2 separate regions of the Homo sapiens genome follow, and region 2 is linked to region 1. A link is a loop called in an ENCODE intact Hi-C map of the cell type or tissue named here. Cell type or tissue: endothelial cell of umbilical vein. All regions are shown on one strand. Links, peaks and the distances in the headings refer to the core of each region. The heading gives the core; the rest is flanking DNA.

What was found. Peaks named below come from ENCODE experiments on the same cell type or tissue, not always from the same donor. Only the 100,000 strongest peaks of a DNase experiment are listed, where the experiment ranks them.
Region 2: it touches region 1 in a loop (4-fold over the local background); 1 of 110 quality-filtered maps calls a loop at or near these places.

Annotation. Positions count from the first base shown.
Region 1 is chr13:52,363,427-52,379,836 of GRCh38, forward strand. THSD1 (thrombospondin type 1 domain containing 1) reads right to left here. Exons shown (of 5, transcript NM_018676.4): 5 at 13,741-15,363. The coding sequence ends at 13,985. Among named protein-coding and RNA genes, the nearest start is that of THSD1, 35 kb to the right of the region's middle. RefSeq lists enhancers at 14,002-14,503, 14,504-15,003. In endothelial cell of umbilical vein, for the core only: no CTCF peak of the experiment used is centred there; DNase peaks (open chromatin) are centred at 8,565, 8,955 and 11,185.
Region 2 is chr13:52,423,818-52,431,817 of GRCh38, forward strand. It overlaps VPS36 (vacuolar protein sorting 36 homolog), which reads right to left. Exons shown (of 14, transcript NM_016075.4): 7 at 3,370-3,402; 8 at 3,172-3,249; 9 at 2,115-2,249. Among named protein-coding and RNA genes, the nearest start is that of THSD1, 22 kb to the left of the region's middle. In endothelial cell of umbilical vein, for the core only: no CTCF peak of the experiment used is centred there; a DNase peak (open chromatin) is centred at 4,684; H3K27ac peaks cover 4,285 bases.

The DNA.
Region 1 (16,410 bases), core at 4,992-12,991:
TGACAGAGTGAGACCCTGTCTCTACAAAATATAAAAATAAAAATAATAAAATGACTGCCTACAACTCCGGTACACATTAAATGAATATACAAAATTATAATTGCACAAAATACACAGAGCTTATTTTAGGATGGTAAAGCTTATAAATTGGTTGCCAAAACAGAGTATGGCTGATACTTTAGTTCCACTTTTCTGTTTAATCTCAGAACTCAGGTTATTCCTCTCCTCATTTTAGTTAAGGAAACTGAAGCCTGAAGGATTAAATGCCTCACAAAGTCCATAAGGGCCAAGAGACAATAACTCGGGCTTCTTGGTGGGTGACAAGCCACACTCTGCCACCACTACACTTAGATGACATCTCCCTTTCTGCACTGAATAGCAACCGCCCAATCCTGGGCCACCGAGAAAGTGTCTTAGGAACATGTTAAATGAGAATTTCATGTTAAAAGTGAGGTGATGATGAAGAGTAGTATTTTTACTATTCAAGTTAATAAACCAGAATAAAAATTCTGTGCCAAGAAAAAAGTTCGAAAAAATGGTTAGAATGAAGTTTATTCCCTCCTGGGGGTCACAGATACTTGACGAAGAGAGACATGTGAAAACCAATTCCTGCAAATGCAAACAGTGCTGTAAATGAGGTACTTGTAGGAGAGGACGCAGAGGAAGCTTCTGTTTCTGCCTGGGGATATCAGGGAAGACCTGAGTAGAAGCTCACCAGATAGACAAAGCGTGGAACAGCATCTCTGCATTGGGAACAGCATGTACAAAGTACACTGGGAACAGCATGTACAGAGGAGATAAGAACGAGTGTGGCTTCTTTAAAGAATTATAAGTAGTCCATACCATATGCAGAATATTTGTATCAGGGTAAAAGATGTGACAGATCTTGAAGGGCCTTCCATACTGTGCCAAGAAGTTTGGATGATTTCTGCAGACAGCTGAGAATCACAAAAACGGGGACTCTTTAAGGGGAGAAGCATGAGCAGGTTGGCATTTTTAAATGAACGCTCTGGCTGCCACATGTGGGATGAATTAGAGGAAGGCAAGACAAGGAGGCAAGGGAATTTTAGAAAATTAATGAAACAGGACAAGCAAGAAATGATAAGGCGGTGCAATGGGTATAGAGCGAGCCGGGATAACACGGACAGTTTGATGTCCTACTGCTTCAGAGTGCTGGTGAAAGGAAGGAGAAGTTCAAGGTGACTCTTAAGTTTCTGACTTGGGGAATCAGTTGTGTGTTGGTGCTTAACCTAAATACAGAGCAGTTTGGGGAGGAAAAAAATGTGTTGGGATTCAACATGGGAGGGCCATTTCAATGATGGAAGGAGCAAAGTCAAGAGCTGGAAATATATGCTTGAGAATTCTCATCTTGTGGATGGTATTCGAATCCCCAAGTGTAGATAAGCTTGTCTGGAAAAGCATAGAGTTGGAAGAGAAAGATAACAAGGACAACACCAGAATGGCCAATATTTAAGAGTAAGAAGAAAAGAAGCTGGCAAAGGGAAATAAGAAAGTGGTATGAAAACAGGAGGAAACCCAAGAGAGAGTGTGGTCATGGAAGTTCACAGAAGCAAGTGTCAAGTGTCCCTGAGAAGTCAAGGACGACATGGAAAAGGACACAATGAATCTGGAGATAAGAAAATGCATTTATTTGTTCAAGTCAGTGAATATGCATGAAGCACCCATTAGGTGCATCTCCTATTCAAGGCACTGGGGATGAAGCAGTGAACAAAATAGAAAATAAAAATCCTGGCCGGGCGCGGTGGCTCACGCCTGTAATCTCAGCACTTTGGGAGACCGAGGCGGGCAGATCATGAGTTCAAGAGATCGAGACCATCCTGGATAACACGGTGAAACCACGTCTCTGCTAAAAATACCCAAAATTAGCCGGGTATGGTGGTGGGTGCCTGTAGTCCCAGCTACTCGGGAGGCTGAGGCAAGAGAATGGCGTGAACCTGGGAGGCGGAGCTTGCAGTGAGCCGAGATCGTGCCACCGCACTCCAGCCTGGGCCACGGAACAAGACTCTGTCTCAAAAAAAAAAAAAAAAAAAAAAAAAAAAAAAGAATAATCCCTGCCCTCTAGTATTACATTCTAGTGGGGAACACAGACAATAAGCAAATAAATACGTGAATATTTAATGTATTGAATAAGTGCTCTGAGGAAAAATAAATCAGGTAAGGAGGATATGGAATTGGGGTTGGGAGAGGTATGAATCCAATGTAATAGACTGATGAAAGGTTTCAGTGAGCAAGTGCAAAGGTTTGAAATTAAACTGATTTTTCTGGAATGTGTTTCAATCTAGGGAAAGCAAAAGCTAGACTGCAATTAATTGAAGAGTGAATGGAAAAGAGGAAGAAAATTGCTAATAAAAGAGGAGCAATGGAGTAAATAACTTCTCCAAGAAGCTCAACGCTAAAGGGAAAGCATGAGTTCCTAAGCACAGGTAGAAGAGGTAAAGAAAAAGTAGGAAAAAAAGGCTTAGAAACAGATAGGTGTGTAGGTTGGAGGATACAAAACCAGGTTGTGAAGTTGCACAGTCTCTCAGAGGCCATCTTTCACTCTGGTCTGTGAGAATGTTGCTCCCTAGAGTTGTGAAACAGGTGTTACCAACTCACCCCCTACACTGACTCCATCTTTGCTATAAATTGGAAAGAAAGAACATCTATTCTCAATAGAGCAAATACAGGCATATCATGGTGGTTTTGACTGGTTGGGATACAGAAAATAAACAAACACATATGTAGAATTTATCAAAAGAGCTAATGTCACAATGCAAAGGAAGTTGAATCTAGGAATAAACAAAATGTTGGCCACATAGCATTGGAAGCTCAGAGGATGGTGGGCCACTCATGGGGCCCTTTACTTACACTGTCTCATTTAGTGTTATCAAGAGTCCTGCAATAGGATATTATTTTTTATAAATGAGAAAACTGAAGTCCACAGTGGTGAAGTAACATGCACAAACTCATGCAGCTGGGAAGTGATAGAGCCAAAATTCCAAAGACAATGAACTTTCCCCTGTAGCACGCGGCTTTACATACAAAAAAGAATAGGATATATGATCCCTGCTCTCAGAGCTCACACACTATTAGGGGAAAAGATATATAAATAACTGTAAAACAATGAGATGAATGGGAAACTGGTTTATGAGCAAAGTACTATGGGAATATAGGCTTGTAAATCCATTCTCTCAGGCAGCTGTATATTTACCGTAGACAGGGAAGGAGAATAAGAACGACAAAGGCAAGATAGTAATACATTTCCATGATGATACAGTGAATATCCTTCATTGCCATCTTAAATAGGTATTCATAATTTACCATTTAGAATCAGAAATTTCTTAAGTTTATGAGGTTATTATGACCCTTATTTGCAGATTTTTTTAAGTAGAAAGAGAGTTTAAGATTCATGCATTTAAAGTAAAGTGCTTCAAGATACCAGTATTTTTATATTTTGTGTAAGGAATGGGGGGAAATAAGAATATAAATATAAACATATAAATATATAGCTTATTTGTGCATAAATGTATACTGAAGGTCAAATAAAAAACCTCTGGGGTAGAAGTTTGTGGAATGGGCTAAAAGAGATAGGAATGGAAGCAAGACTTTTCTGAATATATCTTTGTATAGAGATTTTCTTTTTAATCCATGTAACCATTTTACATATTCAAGGAAAAACCAGTGCTGGGCATGGTGGCTCATGCCTGTAATCCCAGCACTTTGAGAGGCCAAGGCAGGTGGATCACGAGGTCAGGAGTTCAAGACCAGCCTGGCCAACATAGTGAAACCCCATCTCTACTAAAATTACAAAAAATTAGCCAGGCATAGTGGCACATGCCTGTAATCCCAGCTACTCGGTAGGCTGAGGTAGGAGAATTGCTTGAACCTGGGAGGCAAAGGTTGAAGTGAGCCGATATCACGCCATTGCACTCCAGCCCGGGTGACAGTGAGAGATTCCATCTCAAAAAAAAAAAAAAGAAAAGAAAAGAAAAAAGAAGCTAACAGTAAAATTAAAAACAGACTGAAACAAATTACCCAAACTCTGTGTTGAATTGATAATATAGCCACACAGAGACAAAAATTTGGAATGAATTTTGAACACTGTGTAAGATATACATCTTACTACTGTATATTCTAAGGACAAAAAGAATTTCAAAAACATATCGAACTTCATACTGTATCTTATTTTTAGTAGTAAAGATAGCACTTTGATTTTGTGACTATTTTGTGTATGTTTTAGGACAAAGCAAATATTTTGATATTATTAGAAACTAAGGTGATCAGTGTGAGAAAAAGTGTTCATATATCAAATTATAGAAGCTAATATGTATTGTTAAAATCTGAATTGATCTGTGTATGAAAAGACACAATCAACAGAGTTAAAAGGCAATGCACAGAATGAGAAAAAATATTTGTAAATCAAACATCCGACAAGGGGTTCATATAAAAATATATAATGAACTCCTATGGCTCACAAAACAACTCAATTTTTTTAATGAGCAAAAGATCTGAAAAGACATTGCCCCAAAGAAGATATACACATGCCCACAAGCACTTCACTAATGATTAGGGAAATACAAACCAAAAACACAATGAGGCTGGGCGCAGTGGCTCACACCTGTAATCCCAGCACTTTGGGAGGTCGAGGCGGGCAGATCACTTGAGGCAGGAGTTCAAGACCAGCCTAGCCAACATGGTAAAATCCTGTCTCTACTAAAAATACAAGTTACGCTGGGTGTGGTGGCTCATGCCTGTAATCTCAGCATTTTGGGAGGCCGAGGAGGGTGGATCACGACGTCAGGAGATCGAAACCATCCTGGCTAACATGGTGAAAACTCGTCTGTATTAAAAATACAAAAAACTAGCTGGGCGTGGTGGCATGTACCTGTAGTCCCAGCTATTCGGGAGGTTGAGGCAGGAGAATTGCTTGAACCCAGGAGGCGGAGGTTGCAGTGAGCCAAGATTGTGCCATTGCACTCCAGCCTGGCCAACAGAGTGCACTGTCTTGTACACTGTTGGTGTGAATGTATAATGGTGTAATGCTATGAAAAACAGCATGGCGGTTTCTCAAAAAAACTAAAAATAGAAATAACCATATGATCCAGCAATTCCACTTCTGAGTATATAGCCAAAAGTATTGAAAACAGGATCTCAAAGAAATATTTTACAGCCATGTTCATAGCAGCATTATTCACAATAGCCAAGAGATGGAAGCATTACCAATGTTTATTGATGAATGAATGCATAAGAAAAATGTGGCATATTTGCAACATACAATATGTATGTTGTAAATACACAATGGAATATTACTCAGCCTTAGAAAGAAAGGACATTCTGACACATGGTACAACATGAATGAACGTTGAGGACATCATGCTAAGTGAAATAAACCAGTCACAAAAAGACAAATACTGTGTGATTTCTCTCATGTGAGGTTCCCTAGAGTGCTCAAATTCATAGAAACAGAAAGTCAGAATAGTAGTTGCCAGGAGCTGGAGGGAGAGGGAAATGGAGAGGTGTTGTTTAATGGGTATAGAGTTTCAGTTTTGCAAGATGAAAACATTTCGTAGATTGGTTCCACAACAATGTGAATATACTTAACACTACTGAACTCTACAATTAACAATGGCAAATTTTATATGCTCTTTACAATAAAAACATTTTAAATTACTTTGCTGTAGAGGGAGATGCTATCTTCACCATCTAAGGCTGTTTTATCTAAACATCCTTGAAAAGATAGTCCAGAAAAAAATAAAGGGCAATCTACATTCTACAAGACAACTGGCTCCATCCATTTAAAAAGTCAATGTCATTTTTAACAAAAGGGTATTTTGGGGGATAATGTAGAATAAAAGAAGGCATAATCAAGTGCAATGCATGAATCTTAATTGGATTCTGAATCAGAAAAAGAAGGGCTATAAAAGACATTTTGTGGGCACTTGGGGAAATCTGAACATAGACTGGATATTAGATTATTTTAGGGAATTGCTTTCTTAGGTGTAATAATAATAATATGTGTTTTGTAGAAGCACAACCTTCATTTTTTTTTTCGAGTCTCCCTGTCGTCCAGGCTGGAGTGCAGTGGCGCGATCTCGGCTCACTGCAATCTCTGCCTCCCGGGTTCACACTATTCTCCCGCCTCAGCCTCCGGAGTAGCTGGGACTACGGGCGCCCACCACCAGGCCCAGCTAATTTTTTTGTATTTTTAGTAGCGACGGGGTTTCACCGTATTAGCCAGGATGGTCTCGATCTCTTGACCTCGTGATCCGCCCGTCTCGGCCTCCCAAAGTGCTGGGATTACAGGCGTGAGCCACCGCGCCCGGCCGAAGCACAACCTTATTCTTAGAAGATACACTCTGAAGTGTCATGTGTATCTGAAAGAAATCTTCAAATTGTTGAACAACACATGTACAGTAAATTGAACTACATGAAATTGTTTCTATTCAATTTTTATTATAATTTCTTTGTTTTTTTTTTTTGAGACGGAGTCTCGCTGTGTCGCCCAGGCTGGAGTGCAGTGGCGTGATCTCGGTGCACTGCAAGCTCCGACTCCCGGGTTCATGCCATTCTCCTGCCTCTCAGCCTCCCGAGTAGCTGGGACGACAGGCGCCCACCACCACGCCCGGCTAATTTTTGATATTTTTTTAGTAGAGACGGGGTTTCACCGTGTTAGCCAGGATGGTCTCGATCTCCTGACCTAGTGATCCGCCCGCCTCAGCCTCCCAGAATGCTGGGATTACAGGCATGAGCCACCGCGCCCGGCCTTTTTATTATCATTTCATATACTTCAACCTGATAAATAAGTATAGCAAATATTAATGGTTGTTTCAGCCTGGTGATAAATATATGAATGTTACTATCCTATTCTTTCAACTTTTTTGATTACTTGGAAATTTTATTAATAAAGTTTTGAAAAAAAACAAAATAAGAAAAAAAGTTTGACATCAAACTCACGGAGGAAGTGAATGCTACTTTTACCACTTAGTACCTAATGATGGCAACAATGCCAAGAGAAGTTTCCGGGGTGGGAGCTGTTGGGGGCACCTGAGGCAGCTTTATTCCATCCACATCTTCCATTAAGAAGGCTTATTGCCACCCACAATAAGCATAACCCTACCTAAGAATAGTGTGCTTGGCTACTCTGGGCATACTGCCTATGGGGTACTCCTGCTCTGCAAGGAGCAGTAAAAAAAAAATTTAAATTAAATTAAATTAAAAAACAGTGTGCTTTAGCCCAAGCCTCCTAAGCACTAGATTTTGGCTCCTAAGGCGCACTAAGTGGATGCTTTGTGACCTGGGCGAGGTGCTTAATTCTCCAAGGACTTAGTATTAAGTAAATATGAAGAATAAGGAGGAAAGAGTTCAGGATGACTTCCACATTTCTGGCCAGAGTGACACCTTAGGAAGAGAAAGCGTAAGCATCCCTGGGGAGTTAGGAGTTATTTCAGGCCAAAGCACTGAAGGAAAGAGAGACCTTAAAGAGAAGCTTTAACAGTGGTATATTGGACTCAGTGCCGTCTTTTTATTTAATTATTTAATTATTTACTTATTTTTATTTTTTTACTTTTTGAGACAGAGTCTCACTCTGTCACCCAGGCTGGAGTGCAGTGGCCTGATCTCGGCTCACTGCAACTTCCGCCTCCTGGGTTCAAACAATTCTCCTGCCTCGGGAGAATCCTCCGAAGCAGCTCAGACTGCAGGCGCGCGCCACCACACCCGGCTAATTTTTTTTTTTTTTTTTTTTTTTTTTTGAGACAGAGTCTTGCCCTGTTGCCCAGGCTGGAGCACAGTGGTGTGATCTTGGCTCACTGCAAGCTCCGCCTCCCCACAGCCGGCTAATTGTATTTTTAGTAGAGACGGGGTTTCACCATGTTGGCCATGCTGCTCTCCAACTCCTGACCTCAGATGATCTGCCCGCCTTTCCCTCCCAATGTGCTGGGATTATAGGCATCAACCACCCTACTCAGCCTATATAGCCATCTAATTTAATATTGACCAAATGAAATTTCTTTTTGTACCCCAAGCTGATGAAGAGGAATGGAGCAATTTTGTTTTTCAAATATTCTATAATGAGCATACATTATTTTTAAGGAAAAATTATTTTTAAAGTGGTTCTACGGTATAAAACTCAGAAAAAGCAAAATTTTAATTACAAGTAATTATATAATTATCAGCTAAATAGTAAACTTTTAAGTTCATACATTTGAACTTTTATCAATCAATTTATAATAATAAAATGCCACGTGATGTGTTTTGGCAACAGTTGAGGGAGAAACTGGTAACAGCAGCAGCAGCAGGATGGGGGGGCACCACACCCACCCACCCACACCGGCAGCAGAGGTGGCATCCTGAGAAGAGGCAGGCAGTGAGAGACTGCCACAGCTGGAATGACCAGAGAACCATCAGCAGGGCAGGGCAGCTGTCGGCATGAACCATCTAGTCTCCCCAAGGAAGGGAAAAAATGGTGTGGGGGAGGTTGGAGATCCATTAACACTAGGAGCAAATCCTCCCCCTAATAGCCACAAGATGACTCACCGAATATATTTCCAGACATTAAAATAGATTATCTCTGATACCTACCAGGATTGTTATGTTTGGTTTTTGTTTTGTCAATGTAAAAAAAAGAAAAAAAAAAAGGTTAAGAGTAGAGGAAGACCTAGAACAAAAAGCAATTGTTCCTTGCTTTTTATCTCCCCAGCCTCAGTCCCACTTCCAAAGGGCAACCACTTTGACCTTTGTGGTTTTAAATTCTCCTGATGATCTTCAACTGTATGAATAGGATTAAGCTGCTATTTTGTGACACTATTGACTCTTGCAAGGACTGATAAAAAGTCAGCTTAATTCACCCCCCTAAGGTGCACATGATAGTTAACATCACAATTTTTAGTCCTATTGTCCACTCTAGTAATTTTGATATCCTTAAACTTTTGTTTTTAGTTCTATTAAATACAGACAGCACCTCTTGGCTCTCCATTTTGTGACAGGAGATTTGAACTCCTATTTCTCTTGAACTCCCCACCTTTGCTTCTACCTCCAAACTTCTTATTTTTTAGAAATGAGGCCTCCCTCTGTTGCCCAGGTTGGAGTACCTCTGGTGCAATCATAGCTCATTGCAGCCTCAAACCCCTCTACCTCCAAACTTTTCAAAGCTGTACTCTCCTAGATATCCATGACTGACAACATTTATATTCCCTTCAGTAACTATTTTTTTCTTTCTTTCTTCTTTCTCTCTCTCTCTCCCTCTCTCTCTCTCTCTCTCCCCCTCCCTCCCTCCCTCTCTCTCTCTTTCTTTGCTTTTTTTTTTTTTTTTTGACAGAGTCTCACTCTCTTGCCAGGCTGGAGTGCAGTGGCGTGATCTCAGCTCAGTGCAACCTCCGCCTCCCAGATTCAAGTGATTCTCCTGCCTCAAGCCTCCCGAGTAGCTGGGTCTATAGGCATGTGCCACCACACCCAGCTAATTTTCATATTTTTAATAGAGACAGGGTTTCACCATGTTGGCCAGGATGGTCTCAGTCTCTTGACCTCGTGATCTGCCCTCGTTGGCCTCCCAAAGTGCTGGGATTACAGGCGTGAGCCACCGCGCCTGGCCTGTCTTCCATAAGTTGGTTCTAATAGACAATAACCAATAAGCAGCATTAACATTATGAAAATGTTGGTCCACAGCAGAGCCAAGTAGTATGCTGTGATTGATTTTCCTCTGTGTAATCACAATGTCTCAACCCTGTGCTTCTATTTCTCAAAATCATGGTTAGTTTACTTTGTTGTTGTTGTTGCTTTGCCTAGTATTTTTTTGTTGTTGAAAGAAGAAATCTGTGCCATCTTACCCATTCTATTTCTTGGAATATTTTTCTTTTGAAAGCCCATTGATGACTCAGTTTAACTTAATTCATATTTGTTTTATGGTTTTCTTATAGAGTCTTTCAGAAAATAAAATTTCTAGGTGCTTATTTTCCTTTTCTTTGCCTGAAGTATATCTTCAAGTTCTTCCAACTGTATATTCCATGAAACACCTTTGTTTCCTGGATCCCCCATTCTTGCTCAAATATGAACTGGTGGCTTAGTCACCCACAAAACTGACATTCTGAGTCACATCTGCAGCTGCCTGAATCCCATGGCTTCCTCAGGATATTCTGCTCTTTTATTGATGGAGTACATGCTCTAATAACTCCTCAAGAAAAGGTGCCTGGCAGGTAAGCTTTCTGAGTCTTTGCATGTGTAACAATGTCTTTATATTGCCCTCGCAAGTAATTTGACTGGATAGAGGCGTCTCAAGTTGAAAATCATTTTCCCCCTGAACTTTCAAGCTATTATTCCACCATTTTTAGTGCAGCTGATGATCAATCTAATGCCAGCATGCCTTTTGTTTCTTGTAGAAGTTTGTGTTCCCGTTTCTGGAAAGCTTTTGAATAGCTGGTCATTTACTGAACAAATTTTATTGAGCTGCTACTCTATGGCAGCCACAAGGGCTAGGACTTAGGGACACAATGGTGAAGACTAGATTATTTCTAATGAAGTTTCCCACATATCCACCAAAGACAATGCTTGAGGCATCTTCCTTTTTCTCAGAGGCAGAGACCAAATTAGCTTAACTTTGAAATACAGAGATTTTATTTATTTATTTTTTTTGAGACAGTCTTGCTCTGTCACCCAGGCTGGAGTGCAGTAGCACAATCTTGGCTCACTGCAACCTCCGCCTCCCAGGTTCAAGCAATTCTCCTGCCTCAACCTCCCAAATAGCTGGGATTACAGGCGCCAGCCACCAAGCCTGGCTGATTTTTGTATTTTTAGTAGAGGCCGCGTTTTGCCATGCTGGCCAGGCTGGTCTCGAACTGCTGACTTCCGGTGATCTGCCTGCCTCGGCCTCCCAAAATGTTGGGATTACAGGCGTGAGCCACCATGCCTGGCCCAGAGATTTTATTCTTAGAGCTCCAGAAAAGTGGGCTAGGTAGATAGAGAAAATGTTAGATGCTGGTGTTAGCTCACTGCGATATTAATTTAGATGTCTGATTATAACGGATAAGAACATAATTTAACAGAAAATCTTTCTGTTCATAGTATTTTCCTTTACTTTCCACCTTTCCCATATCTGTTTTGGTCTGACACTGTAGGGTACATCACTGTGAAATCAAAAACAAGCAAGCATGTACCCTTTGTCCTCAAAGGTTGGCATGCAGGCCTGTGAACTTGGAAAGACAACAAAGCTTTCTAGCATGATAAACAAAGAAAATGAAGATTAAAAAATCTGGTTTCCTCTTCCTGGCATTAGCAAATACCAGCTGTCCGAGAACTCTGAATAATCTACTCCTCTTATTCCTAAAAGGTAATTAATGTTAAAACATTGCCGAAAGGAGGTATATTTTGATTTTCAATTAAAATGACACAAATGAAGTGGCAATGCAACAAATATGAGAGAAAAATAGAAAACTGCAGTATTTGCATTTGTGATATTTTTCCCATCTAATTTCACTCTCTCCAATGGTCCCTGAAACATCACCTGCAGGCTGACATCCTGATAAACTCTAAAAGGAAGACAGAAAACAAAATCTAAAAGGCAGGGTGGGTGTGGCAGTTAGAGAGGTCACCACGAAAAAGAAGAAAAATGCAGCTACTCTAGGGATACAGATAAGTCATTAGGGTCAAGGGTTGAAAGGAGTACATGAGATTGCAGACTGCCCATGTGGTAACTAAAACTAATGACAGACTTCTAATAAAGGAACAAAACCTTTAGATTCTTTTGTTTGGCCTTTACTGCCAAAAAAAGCAAGTTGCAAAACCAGTCCTAACATTTCATTAAGCAATGGAAAGCTTCTTTCCATTGGGAAAAGCTAATAGAAGTGTCTCTTCATACCCTCTTAAAAAGGGCCAGGTTTCTCCTGATGTTTCTGCTATTAGAAAAGACTTGTAGACTGAGCATGGTGGCTCATGCTTGTAACCCCAGCACTTTGGGAAGCCAAGGCAGGCAAATCACTTGAGGTCAGGAGTTCAAGACCAGCCTGGACAACATGGCGAAACCCTGTCTCTACTAAAAATACAAAAATCAGTCGGATGTGGTGGCAGATGCCTGTAATTCCAGCTACTCAGGAGGCTGAGGCACGAGAATTGCTTGAACCCAGAAGGCGGAGGTTGCAGTGAGCCAAGACTGTGCCACTGCACTCCAGCCTGAGTGACAGAGGGAGACTCTGTCTCAAAAAAAAAAAAAAAAAAGACTTGTAAAGTTTGTGATGGTAGAGTGGAAAGAGCATGATATTTACAATAATGTTATCAGTGCATGTCCTAGCCAATCCTGTTATTCTCCCTGTATCTCAAATGTCTTGTCTGTGGCCAGGTGCAATGGCTCATGCTTGTAATCTCAGCACTTTGGGAGGCTGATGCAGGTGGATCACGAGGTCAGGAGTTCGAGACCAGCCTGGCCAACACAGTGAAACCCCGTCTCTACTAAAAATGCAAAAATTAGCTGGGCCTGGTGGCAGGTGCATGTAATCCCAGCTACTCAGGAGGCTGAGGCAGGAGAATCACTTGAACTCGGGAGGCAGAGGTTGTAGTGAGCCAAGATCATGCCACCGCACTCCCACCTGGGTGACAGAGCTAGACTACGTCTCAAAAAAAAAAAAAAAAAAAAAGCTTTGTCTGTAAAGTGTAGAAGATTGCAAACACAAACAAAAGGGATTCTAAATGTCTAAAAAGGCTTATTTCCTTCTTTAATTCATTCTTCTAACTAAAAAAGCTTGGCTGGGCGTGGTGGCTTACACCTGTAATCCCAGCACTTTGGGAGGCCGAGGCAGGCAGACCACGAGGTCAGGAGTTCCAGACCAGCTTGGCCAACATGGTGAAACCCTGTCTCTACTAAAAATACAAAAATTAGCCAGGCCTGGTGGTGAGCACCTGTAGTCCCAGCTTCTCAGGAGGCTGAGGCAGAAGAATCGCTGGAACCCAGGAGGTGGAGGTTGCAGTGCGCTGAGATTGCGATCGCGCCACTGCACTCCAGCCTGGGCAACACAGCAAGACTCCGTCTCAAAAAAAAAAAAAAAGCTTAAACTGTAAAAAATTGTAAACTGTAAAAACTATAAAAAATTGTAAACTGTTCTACTTACTTTACATATACCTAATTAATGCATTTTCTGAACAACATGATAAAGTTATGTTTAAGAAAAACATACATGCACCAGTTCTCACGCTGAGGTATCTGCTGCCAGTTTGGTCCAGGAACATGTAATCAGCATCCTGGTCCCAGGTAGTGGCATGGTCAGTACCTACTGCCCATTTCCTCAGAAGACAATACTGTCCTTTCCAAAATGTTTACTATTTATTTGCTCAGAACAGATAGGTCTTCATTTGACTCACTACCTGAACCACCAGCTTCTTACATTATCTCTTTAAAGCAGAATTAATTCATATAATTTTGTCAAGTCACCTGGACTCAACTCTAATCTGAAAGTTCTTGAATATCTGTGGTATCACCATTTCTAAGTAGTTCAGCAGTCTAATGGTCATAACTAACTTAATCAGCCAAATATGAAATCTGTTTGATGCTGCCATTGTAGGAGTCAAATTCTTAATGTATTTATAACTTAATAAATTGCAATTCAGAATTATGACACTAAGTTAACTTCGCTCCATCCCTTTTTAGTTGAGGTTCCAGATTTCTGCTTCAGGTTGGAAACTGCCAATGCAATGTTCAGAGCATGTTCTACTCAAAAGTCACATCTTATCTTTCATAGCCACATGACAGACCAAGCCCCATTTGCTCATTTACATTTTATTATCATTGTTATTACTAATAAATCAATAGAAATTGAATAACAAAGGAAAAAGCTCAAGATAAATAATTTCTTCCTTGTGAATTCAAACACATGCATACACACACATCCTCCTCTGTGTGTTACTTCCTCCTCACATTCTGTCCTACGGTACAAATAGTTACACAAAAGTCTACAAAACGCGAGTAGCAGACCCCAGCTGTGTAAAGCTCAGGCTGATTCTCAGTCTAGATCACCAGCTTCTCCACGCTAAGTGTACTTGTGGTTTCATCCTCTTCATTTGACCCAAAATATCCTGGGAGGTCCAGCATCCTCTGCTCAGCCTCAGTGAGGCCAAACGACGTATTGTCATAGAAGGCAAACTCAGGGTGAGTGGGGAAGCTTTGACACTTGTCTTTTCTACACTGAGAAGGGCTCAGAGAACTGACCCTCTGGTAGTTATCTTTGGGGGATATGGGAGAAGACTGCTTCCTTGAGACACTCTTGTGACTGGGGGACGGTCCCCGACGAGCTCTGTGGGGCTCTGTTCTCTCAATTCCGGCCACTAATCCTGCCTGGTGATCCCCAAGGTCTGGTTTCCTCAAGGGCTGCCCCAAAGTGTAGGATTTAGGGAGAGGGTTTAATGGACCACGGGTTCCACTTGCCTCTTGGAAATGCTCCAGTTTTTCAGGAAACAGGTGGGCACCTCGACTCTGAGGCCTAAATCTGTCCTCTGCCTGCTCGCAGGTCCGCGTCCTAGAGCTGTAGGCAGGGGCCTGCCGTGGAGTCAGAGTGGACATGCTCCTCTCTCGGAACGGCCGGGCCTGCCTGGCTTCATGGAAACTCGCTGTCCTCCTGAAATGGGCGTTCCTGGCATGGCTCCTTTCGGACGGGCCCCCTCTGCTGCCCACGTGCCTTGCCTGTGACTTGCGGATCAGAGTCTGGCTGGGGCTTATGGCACAACTGGCCTGAGTCACATTTAGATCCAGCCTGGAGGGAGGCCTTTCCCCGGCACTGACCGCGGGCTGCTCCGGAAATGGGGATTTGATCCGGAACTTGTTTGCTGCAGCTTCTTCCGGGCTTTCCAAATCTAAGGGAGCGCTGGGGGCCGCATCAATGGCAGTGTCTGTCAGGGGACTCTGAGACACGTGATACACTTTGGTAGTTTCCGTCAGACCTTTCTTTTTCATCTCCTTTAACTGCTGCTGGGCAAGGCGGTAGCTGAACAGAGGTGGGATTATCTTCTGGGCGTTGGACTGGAAGCTCTCGCTGCCAGAGGCATCATCCTCGGGAGGTACCGGCCCGCTCCGCCTGTAGGTCAGAGGGATGCCTGTGTCCCCTGGACTCCCCGTGGGCCCGTCTCCCCCATCCGAGAAGCTCCCGCGCTGCTCGCTCAGCTCGCAGATATTCTCCTCGTCCGAGTTCTTCCGGAAGCTGGGGGAGTGGATGGAGTTGTGTCGAGCAGGTGTGCTGCACTTGGCTGGCCGGCCGAACCTCCTCCACAGCGTGATGAGCACAGTGGCAATGATGATGAACAAGCACAAGGATATACCAGTGACAGTCACGATGTTGTTGGACTTCACTGGACCCTGGGGCTGAAGAGGAGATGGGCTGGATGGCTGGAAAGCTGCAAAAAAAAACAAAACAAAACAAACAAACAAAAAACACAGAGGAACAGATGTATTTTTACTTTTTCTTTTCTTTTTTTTTTTTTTTTTGAGATGGAGTCTTGCTCTGTTGCCCAGGCTGGAGTGCAATGGTGTGATCTCGGCTCATTGCAACCTCCGCCTCCCAGGCTCAAACAATTCTCCTGCCTCAGCCTCCCAAGTAGCTGGGATTACAGGCATGCACCACCACGCCTGGCTAATTTTTTTGTATTTTTAGTAGAGCTGGGGTTTCATCATATTGGGCAGGCTGGTCTTGAACTCCTGACTTGTGATCCACCCGCCTTGGCCTCCCAAAGTGCTGGGATTACAGGTGTTAGCCACTGTGCCCAGCCCAAATATGTATTTTCTAGTATTGTTTGCTCTGCACGGTTTTAAGGTCTCTGAGTCACTCACTCTAATTATCTAGCAGTTAAGGAATGATGGAAAATAAACAAGGACTGGGATTTCTGGTCTTACATATGGATTTCTGCTGGCAGCTGAAGCCAAACAAGATCACCAAAGGGGAAACACTGCAAAAACAGAGACCCACAGAAGCGAGGTGACCTGGTAAGCCATAATCAAGGTGACTCCCATGCTCACCAGCTCCTGCTGGAATTGGCCTCCAAGTTTCCACACAGAAGTAGCATGTAGAAATTTTCTTTTTCTTTTTTTTTTTGTTTTGAGACGGAGTCTTGCTCTGTCGCCCAGGATGGAGCACAGTGGCACGATCTCGGCTCACTGCAACAACTTCCGCCTCCACGGTTCAAGTGATTCTCCCGCCTCAGCCTCCTGAGTAGCTGGAACTATAGGCGCATGCCACCACCCCTGGCTCATTTTTTAATTTTTAGTAAAAACAGGGTTTCACCATGTTGGCCAGGATGGTCTTGAACTCCAGACCTCATGATCTGCCCACCTCGGCCTCCCAAAGTGCTGGGATTACAGGTGTGAGCCACTGCGCCCAGCCAGAAATTTTCAAGATAAAAGTCAGTGTTCACTTACGATAATGTAAACATGGTACCTATTGTTAA
Region 2 (8,000 bases), core at 1-8,000, 55 kb after region 1:
AATACTTGCATTTTAATGTCATTACCACTTTATTTTTATTTTTATTTTTATTTTTTTTGAGATGGAGTTTCTCTCTGTCACCCAGGCCAGAGTGCAGTGGTACAATCTCAGCTCACTGCAACCTCCACCTCCCGGGTTCAAGCAATTCTCCTGCCTCAGCCTCCTGAGTAGCTGGCACTACAGGCATGCACCACCACACCCAGCTAATTTTTTTGTATTTTTAGTAGGGACAGGGTTTCACCATGTTGGTTGGGCTGGTCTCGAACTTCTGACCTCAAATGATCTGCTCACCTTAGTCTCCCAAAGTGCTGGGATTACAGGCGTGAGCCACTGTGCCTGGCCTCATTACCATTTTAACATTTACTTAAATGAAAAAAGGGGCTCTACACCATGTTTCAAAAAATACATTTAAATGTTTTAACTTATTACAGCTAATAAATGAAGAAAGTATAGAATTAAATAAGACTATTACCATTTTGCAACCTCCAGTGAAATAACAGATCTAGGTAATGACTGTCAATGGCTGTTAACATCACAAAAAATTTTTTAAAAATTAAAAAAAGACAATCAGACATTATGTATCTCTTGATGGAAGTACACAACAGCCTCTATGAAATAGTCCTGCAATAATAATTTAAAAAAACCCTAACAAACCTTTATTATAAATACCAGTTTATAGGAAATACATAGGACCAGAAAAGCACACCCTATAGTCTAAACAACTAATTTCTTCAGGAAACACACGGTGGGGTGGGAGGTAAGAGGCAGGAGAAGAAAGAACCCATGAAATTAAAAACAAACAAACAAACAAACTTTTGAAACAAACCAACAAACTGCAATGAATCCTGATTGAAACAGACCAACTGTAAGAGAAAATGTGAATACTAGGCCGGCACGGTGGCTCACACCTGTAATCCCAGCACTTTGGGAGGCCAAGGCAGGGGGATCAGCTGAGGTCAGGAGTTCGAGACTAGCCTGGCCAACATGGTGAAACTCTGTCTTTACTGAAAATACAAAACAATTAGCTGGGCGTGGTGGTGGGCGCCTGTAATCCCAGCTACTCAGGAGGCTGAGGCAGGAGAATCGCTTGAACCCGGGAGGTAGAGGTTGCAGTGAGCTGAGATTGCGCCACTGCACTCCAGACTGGGCGACAATAGTGAGACTCTGTTTCAAGAAAAAAAAAAAGAAAATGTAGCACTTTGGGAGGCCGAGGCGGGCGGATCATGAGGTCAGGAGATTGAGACTACGGTGAAACCCCATCTCTACTAAAAATACAAAAAATTAGCCGGGCGCAGTGGGGTGGCAGGCACCTGTAGTCCAAGCTACTCTGGAGGCTGAGGCAGGAGAATGGTGTGAACCTGGGAGGCGGAGCTTGCAGTGAGCTGAGATTGCACCACTGCACTCCAGCCTGGGTGACAGAGCGAGACTCCGCCTCAAAAAAAAAAAAAAAAAAGAAAATGTGAACACTAGATATTAGATAACATTAAGAAAGTATTTTAATTTTTTAGATTATGAAAGGGGATTATAGTTGTATTTAAAGGAGTATTTATCATTAGAGTTACATAATGAAATGTTTACAGATAAAGTGATGTGATGTCTGGGATTTGCTTTAAAATAATTTTGAGTGGAGGTTGGTTTACAGGAGAAGCTGGATGATGGCCACAGAGGATTCATTATACTATTCTATTTGGCATAGGTTTGAAATCTTTTTTAATACAAGTGCTTTAATAAACTCTTGACTGCCTGAATACTATCAGACTAGAAGATGAATCTATATTATGGAATGATTAATAGTACTAAATAGTAAAGACTAGATGTATGGAAATATATCTATTCAGAGAAAGATCATATATTTCCTTTTTAAAAATAAGGAAAACTTCATATCAAATAGATTTAGAAAGTTATAGATGTCAAAAATGAAAATTAAAAACAACTTAGAAAATTACAAAGAATAATAAGCACAATGAACTTATTTAATATACCTGAAAGAAAAAAAAAACATGTCAGTTGACAATAACCATATCATGAAAATAGTTATGCTCTTGTTAACATTTCTAATGACATAGGGCTAATTTAACACAGTTTAAAAAAAAACACATAGGTTTAGTTTTTACCTCTAAAGGCACCTGCAATATTCCAGCCAGTTGTTTGGCCAGCTGCATGTGGTACTGTGTGCCTGAGCCGTAGGTTTCTCTGGTAACTGGGTTAGCTATTCCCATGCTCAGCAAGTAGGATTTAAACCTGATGGTCTATAATAAAAAAGGAGAAAATGCAGAATTAGTCTCTCCACCTCAATATTTGAAATTCTTCCATCACAAATTCAATTCCACTCAATTATGTCTACATATCCCCATTCCTTCTACTGTGTTTCTATGCTGTGAACTATAAGGGAGCAGATTTCCAGGAGTTCCCTGCATACATCTAATTATTCTCCTTCCTACTTCTCTCCTGGTCTCTCATATTCTGTTTACTTCATAAGTTTGATGTGAAAGGAGATTCAGAAAATGCCTCTGCTATATTTAATGCCAACCAAATAGTACAACTGAAAAGAAAATGGCTGTGATTAGACTGTAGACAAACTGAATGAAACAAACATCAAACTTAGGGATATGTATAAAACAGCCACTCCTTGTACATTTCAGTATTTCTGTTTTCTACACTCCAAAAAAAGGCATTGAAATAGCCTTTAATCCTAATAGAACTAATATAATTTTTACGGTTGACTTTTCTTTGGCACTTTCACATATCCTCAAGTCCTAAAAGAAATAAAACAGGCTGGGCGTGGTGGTTCATGCCTGTAATCCGAGGCAGGCGGATCACGAGGTCAGGAGATCGAGACCATCCTGACTAACACGGTGAAACCCGGTCTCTACTAAAAATACAAAAAATTAGCCGGGCGTGGTGGCACGTGCCTGTAGTCCCAGCTACTCGGGACGCTGAGGCAGGAGAATCGCTTGAACCCGGGAGGCGGATGTTGCAGTGAGCCGAGATCGTGCCACTGCACTCCAGCCTGGGCGACGGAGCGACACTCCGTCTCATAAATAAATAAACAATAAATAAAACATAAATAATAAATAAAACAGTACATTCAGAAAGCCAATGTAAACCACAAAAACCTTACTGCATTGTGTTATCTAGTTTCAAATGCCTTAAAAAAAGCAACTTATTTACCTCATCTTCTGTGATGTCACCTTGTTTGTCTTTAATTTTATTAGCAATTGATTTTGATAATTCCACCATTTCCTTAGCCTGTCAAATAAAAAGTAAAGACTGAAAAGCACTATTGTCCCCAAAATGTCTGCTAACAAAATATATTTCAAAAACTGTATCATAATTGGTATGAATTTAATAGGCATAAATGACATATACCTTGATCATTAGTTTGCTGAGGTCTTCAAAGGCCTGAAATGAGAAATGAATTTTGGTTGAAATCCATCTAAAGAATTAAAATGACTTAAAAAAATGAAGCACCCTCTATTTTTTCCCCATAAAAATTTGAAATTTTCAGCCGGGCGCAGTGGCTCACGCCTATAATCCCAGCACTCTGGGAGGCCGAGGCAGGCAGATCACGAGGTCAGGAGATCGAGACCATCCTGGCTAACACGGTGAAACCCCGTCTCTACTAAAAATACAAAAAAAATTAGCCGGGCGTGGTGGCGGGCGCCTGTAGTCCCAGCTACTCAGGAGGCTGAGGCAGGAGAATGGCGTTAACCCAGGAGGCGGAGCTTGCGGTGAGCCGAGATCGCGCCACTGCGCTCCAGCCTGGGCGACAAAGCAAGATTCTGTCTCAAAAAAAAAAAAAAAATTTAAATTTTCTTGCAAATATCAATTTGTTAATAACTATTTATATAAATAATAAATCTACCTTATTCTAAAATTTCATTTTAGCTAAAAAACCATACATTTTCCAAACAAACTGCAAAAGAACTTCACATTTTCAAAGAAAATAATTATTATTGATTAAATAAGCAAAAGGTGATATAAACAGTAGTTCAGAAAATATTATTTACTGTTATTTGAGAAAAGTAAGAAATTCTGTCACTGTCACTGGTTTTTTCTAAAATCATTTTCTAATAGGAAGTCTCTAAGAATCAAAAGCACTACAAAGCTTTCCTGGTTGAAAATGGCAATACACAGCTGCAGGAATAGTTCTCTGGGCACAATAATTTTGGCTTTAAACAGGTATTACTTAACTGAAACAGTAAGTTTAGCAAGTAAGATAATCAGTTTAAGTAAGATAATCAGCCTCTGATTATCATACTCATTATGCTTGTAGATATGGTGGCTATCACAAAAGAAAAACATTCAAATACCATCTAAATGTATCTACATAGAATCAACTGTTTAATTTGCTACAGCAAAAAACTACTTCAAAGGCCTCTTTGAATTTAAATATATTTATAATAAATTATTTCAAGTTACTGAAAATATACTCCCAGTGCAGAATCTTATCTAATTGATGCATACAGATGTTATTTTTTAAAACCAGTTAAGCAGCTTGTCATTAACTGAAATATCAGTCCATATGGTGGTCTGAAACATATAATAGTGGCTCTGATCAGCTTATGCCCATCTGCAGGAAAGCATCCCCCATCTGCAAAAGGATTTTGCTAAAAGAATAGTGTGTTGCGTATTCTTATGGCCAACTCACTAAGGTTAATAACTGAAAACAAAGGGGAATGTGCACACACCTAACAGGAATTTCCTTAGATAAACAAAAGGCTTAAACACTGGATTCTTATCAGCTAGAGCCAGCAGATGCAGGAAACCCTTTGTGAGAAACTCTGGGCGCCAGCTCTGAAACTAAGTCAATTCTAACATTTAAATAGAGGGCAAATCACACACCAACCTAGTTTTCAAAAATAAAACACACATTTTGCACACTTAGGTTTTTACTTTTAATATATAAGATATTAATAGATTTTTTTATCTGTGTAAAGAAAACTGGTAAAGATAACACTTTTAAATTGTATATGGTAAATCACTGTATTTATTATATTATGTTGCTGTAGAAAAAATAAGCTGAGAGTCCACAAAGAATATGTAAATAAGTCCTGTAAACTTATACATAGGCAATAAAAAAAGTAAATATTTTTGTGCCTTAGAAGAAATGTCTATAAATATTTTAAGTGATTATAAAACACAGAGAAAAGCTTCCTCACTTTTATTTTTATAATTATTATAAAATTTGGAATTAGTCAACTATCAAAAAATGAGTAAAGAAACTACCTACAATAAAAATTAAAGCAAAAGAGATGCACATATCCATTCTATAATTGCATCTGCCAGTTTATGGAACCTTGTATCCCTCTACCACACCTATAGTCAAATTTCCACTCCAATTTTGAGAAAAACAGCACCTGTTTTAAAACCAGGAGTACCCCCTTAAGCTGACTTACAGCATGATTTCTTACTTACTTTTAGTTATCACTTTGGCTATTAGCATCAGTAACTCAGTATATTCTTGATTTTCCACTTCAGTACTCTTGAATGTGCCTTGCATATTCCATTCCCTTTTCCTGGGTTCTTCTTATCCATGCTGGTCATCTGCTAGAGCCTATTCATCTTTCAGCCTTTGACTTCCATATTCCTGCTGCTAGCAAGCCCTCCGTGACCTCAACAGAAGTTAGGGATCATGTTATACACCCCTGCTGCAGCCTATATCTTCTCCTTGCAAGGTGTTTCTCCCACCGTGGATAATGCCTCTTTGCCTGCCTGTGTCTGTGCATCACCACAGTATCCACAGCCTCTGATACAAGGCCTGGCACAAAGTAGGGAGGAATATCTGCTGAATAAATTAATGATCTGCATGGTTAATGACCTGCTGAATAAATTAATGGTCCGTATGGTGAGCACAATGCTTATGTAGAATCCTTTGAACTATGTGACTCCAAAAAAATTAGACTGAAACAAAATAACTTACTTTATAAATTAAGAAAAACATTATTTTCAACATAACATTGAGTTAGTATGGCAGTATCAGAAAGAAAAATACAAGTAGCAATGCCAGGATCTAGGCAGGAGAAAGAAAAGAAAAGCAACAATGTAACCACAGACCTGAGAATGCAAGAGCCCCAAGAGAGCCAATAGGGATTCACCAGAAAGGAAGGCAGGCCAATTAGAGAACAGTGCCTAAAATGGGGAGGATGGTGCCTTCTTCAATTACGGGAGGGTCCACTATTAACCTTTTATTTCAAAATAATATCTAACATCTAAAAGATGTTAAGAAGATGATACAAGCTATGAAGGGTCAATATAAATCAGAAATAGGTGACAGGACTCAGGAAAGAATTAAAAATAAAAGAAAAAAATCATTTCAGAAATAAAGTCTACACTAGACATTAGTGAATAAACACAACAGATGAAACCTTCAAAGAGGTGAAAAAGAGGAAAACTTTCTAAATAAAAAAGAAATGAGGAAAGAAATGAAAAGCATTAGAGTCACAAATTGTGAAGAAAGGCAGTGAAACTGCAACATACAGCTAATAGGAGTCCCAGAAGAAAAAAAATCAAAGCAATTATTGAAAATTACAGGCTGGGCACAGTGACTCACGCCTGTAATCCCAGCACTTTGGGAGGCTGAGGCGACCGGATCACGAGGTCAGGAGTTCGAGACCAGCCTTGCCAATATGGTGAAACCCCATCTCTACTAAAAATATAAAAAATTAGCTGGGTGTGGTGGCACGCACCTGTAGTCCCAGCTACTTGGGAGGCTGAGGCAGGAGAATTGCTTGAACCCGGGAGGCAGAGGTTGCAGTGAGCCAAGATTGCGCCACTGCACTCCAGCGTGGGCAACAGAGCAAGACTCCATCTCAAAAAAAAAAAAAGTAAGTTATAATGCAGAAAAATTTCCCTGAAATTAAAAAATTCCTGAAACTATATACTGAAAAAGCACAGCACGCACCTAAGAATAACAACTCAGAATGACTAATACACAGACACATTCTAGTAAAATTACTGGGCTTTAAAGTAAAATTTAAAAATCCTTTGCCCATCTAGGAAAAACAGCAAGTGTCTTTTAAGGGGAAAAAATAAAATTATCATCACTCTTTGATAGCAACACTTCATGCCAGACCAAAAAAAAAAGAAAGAAAGTAATATAATGAAGGCACTCAAAGAAAGAAAATGTGAGCTGAGGATTTTAAATCCAAGAAAACTGACCTTCATGTATAAGGAAGACAAACATGGCAGATACAGGGAATATTGTTCCTATGATCATTTCCTTAAAAATCTACTACAGAATGAGGCTTCAGACAACCAAAGCGACCACAGAGAGCTCAGCATAAGGACTAGTGGTACTAAACATGGAGGTACTTATAAAACTAAGAGTCAATGAGAGCTGGAGCTGAGGCAGAGAGTGTATGTAGTGGCTGTATGCTCAGACAGCGTAAACACAGTGCACCTATTTTTCAAATGTACAAAGAATGGGGAAAACACATAAAATTTTTTTTCAACTGCTTTAGTAATTATCTGGTAGTGTCATCTTAAATTTGAATAGAAAAGATAAGTACGCTCTTGTTAGGCACTTTATATTAACAACAACAAAATTCTAGCTCTGTCCATTGAAAAAGCCTAGAAACAAAGATCAACCCAATACTGATGAATATTACTAGCAGGCAGATTGTGGTTCTGAAATATCATTTCCCACTAAAAGAAACCAGAGCGGTCTGGGCGCGGTGGCTCATGCCTGTAATCCTAGCACTTTGGGAGGCCGAGGCAGGCGGTTCACGAGGTCAGGAGTTCGAGAGCAGCCTGACCAACATGGTGAAACCCCGTCTCTACTAAAAATACAAAAATTAGCTGGGCACAGTGGTGCGCGCCTGTAATCCCAGCTACTCGGGAGGCTAAGGCAGGAGAATCGCTTGAATCCGGGAAGCAGAGGTTGCAGTGAGCCAAAATAGCGGCACTGCACTCCAGCCTAAGCGACAGAGTAAGACTCTGTCTCAAAAAAAAAAAAAAAAAAAAGAAAGAAAGAAACCAGAGTTTCTCAGATAAATGGT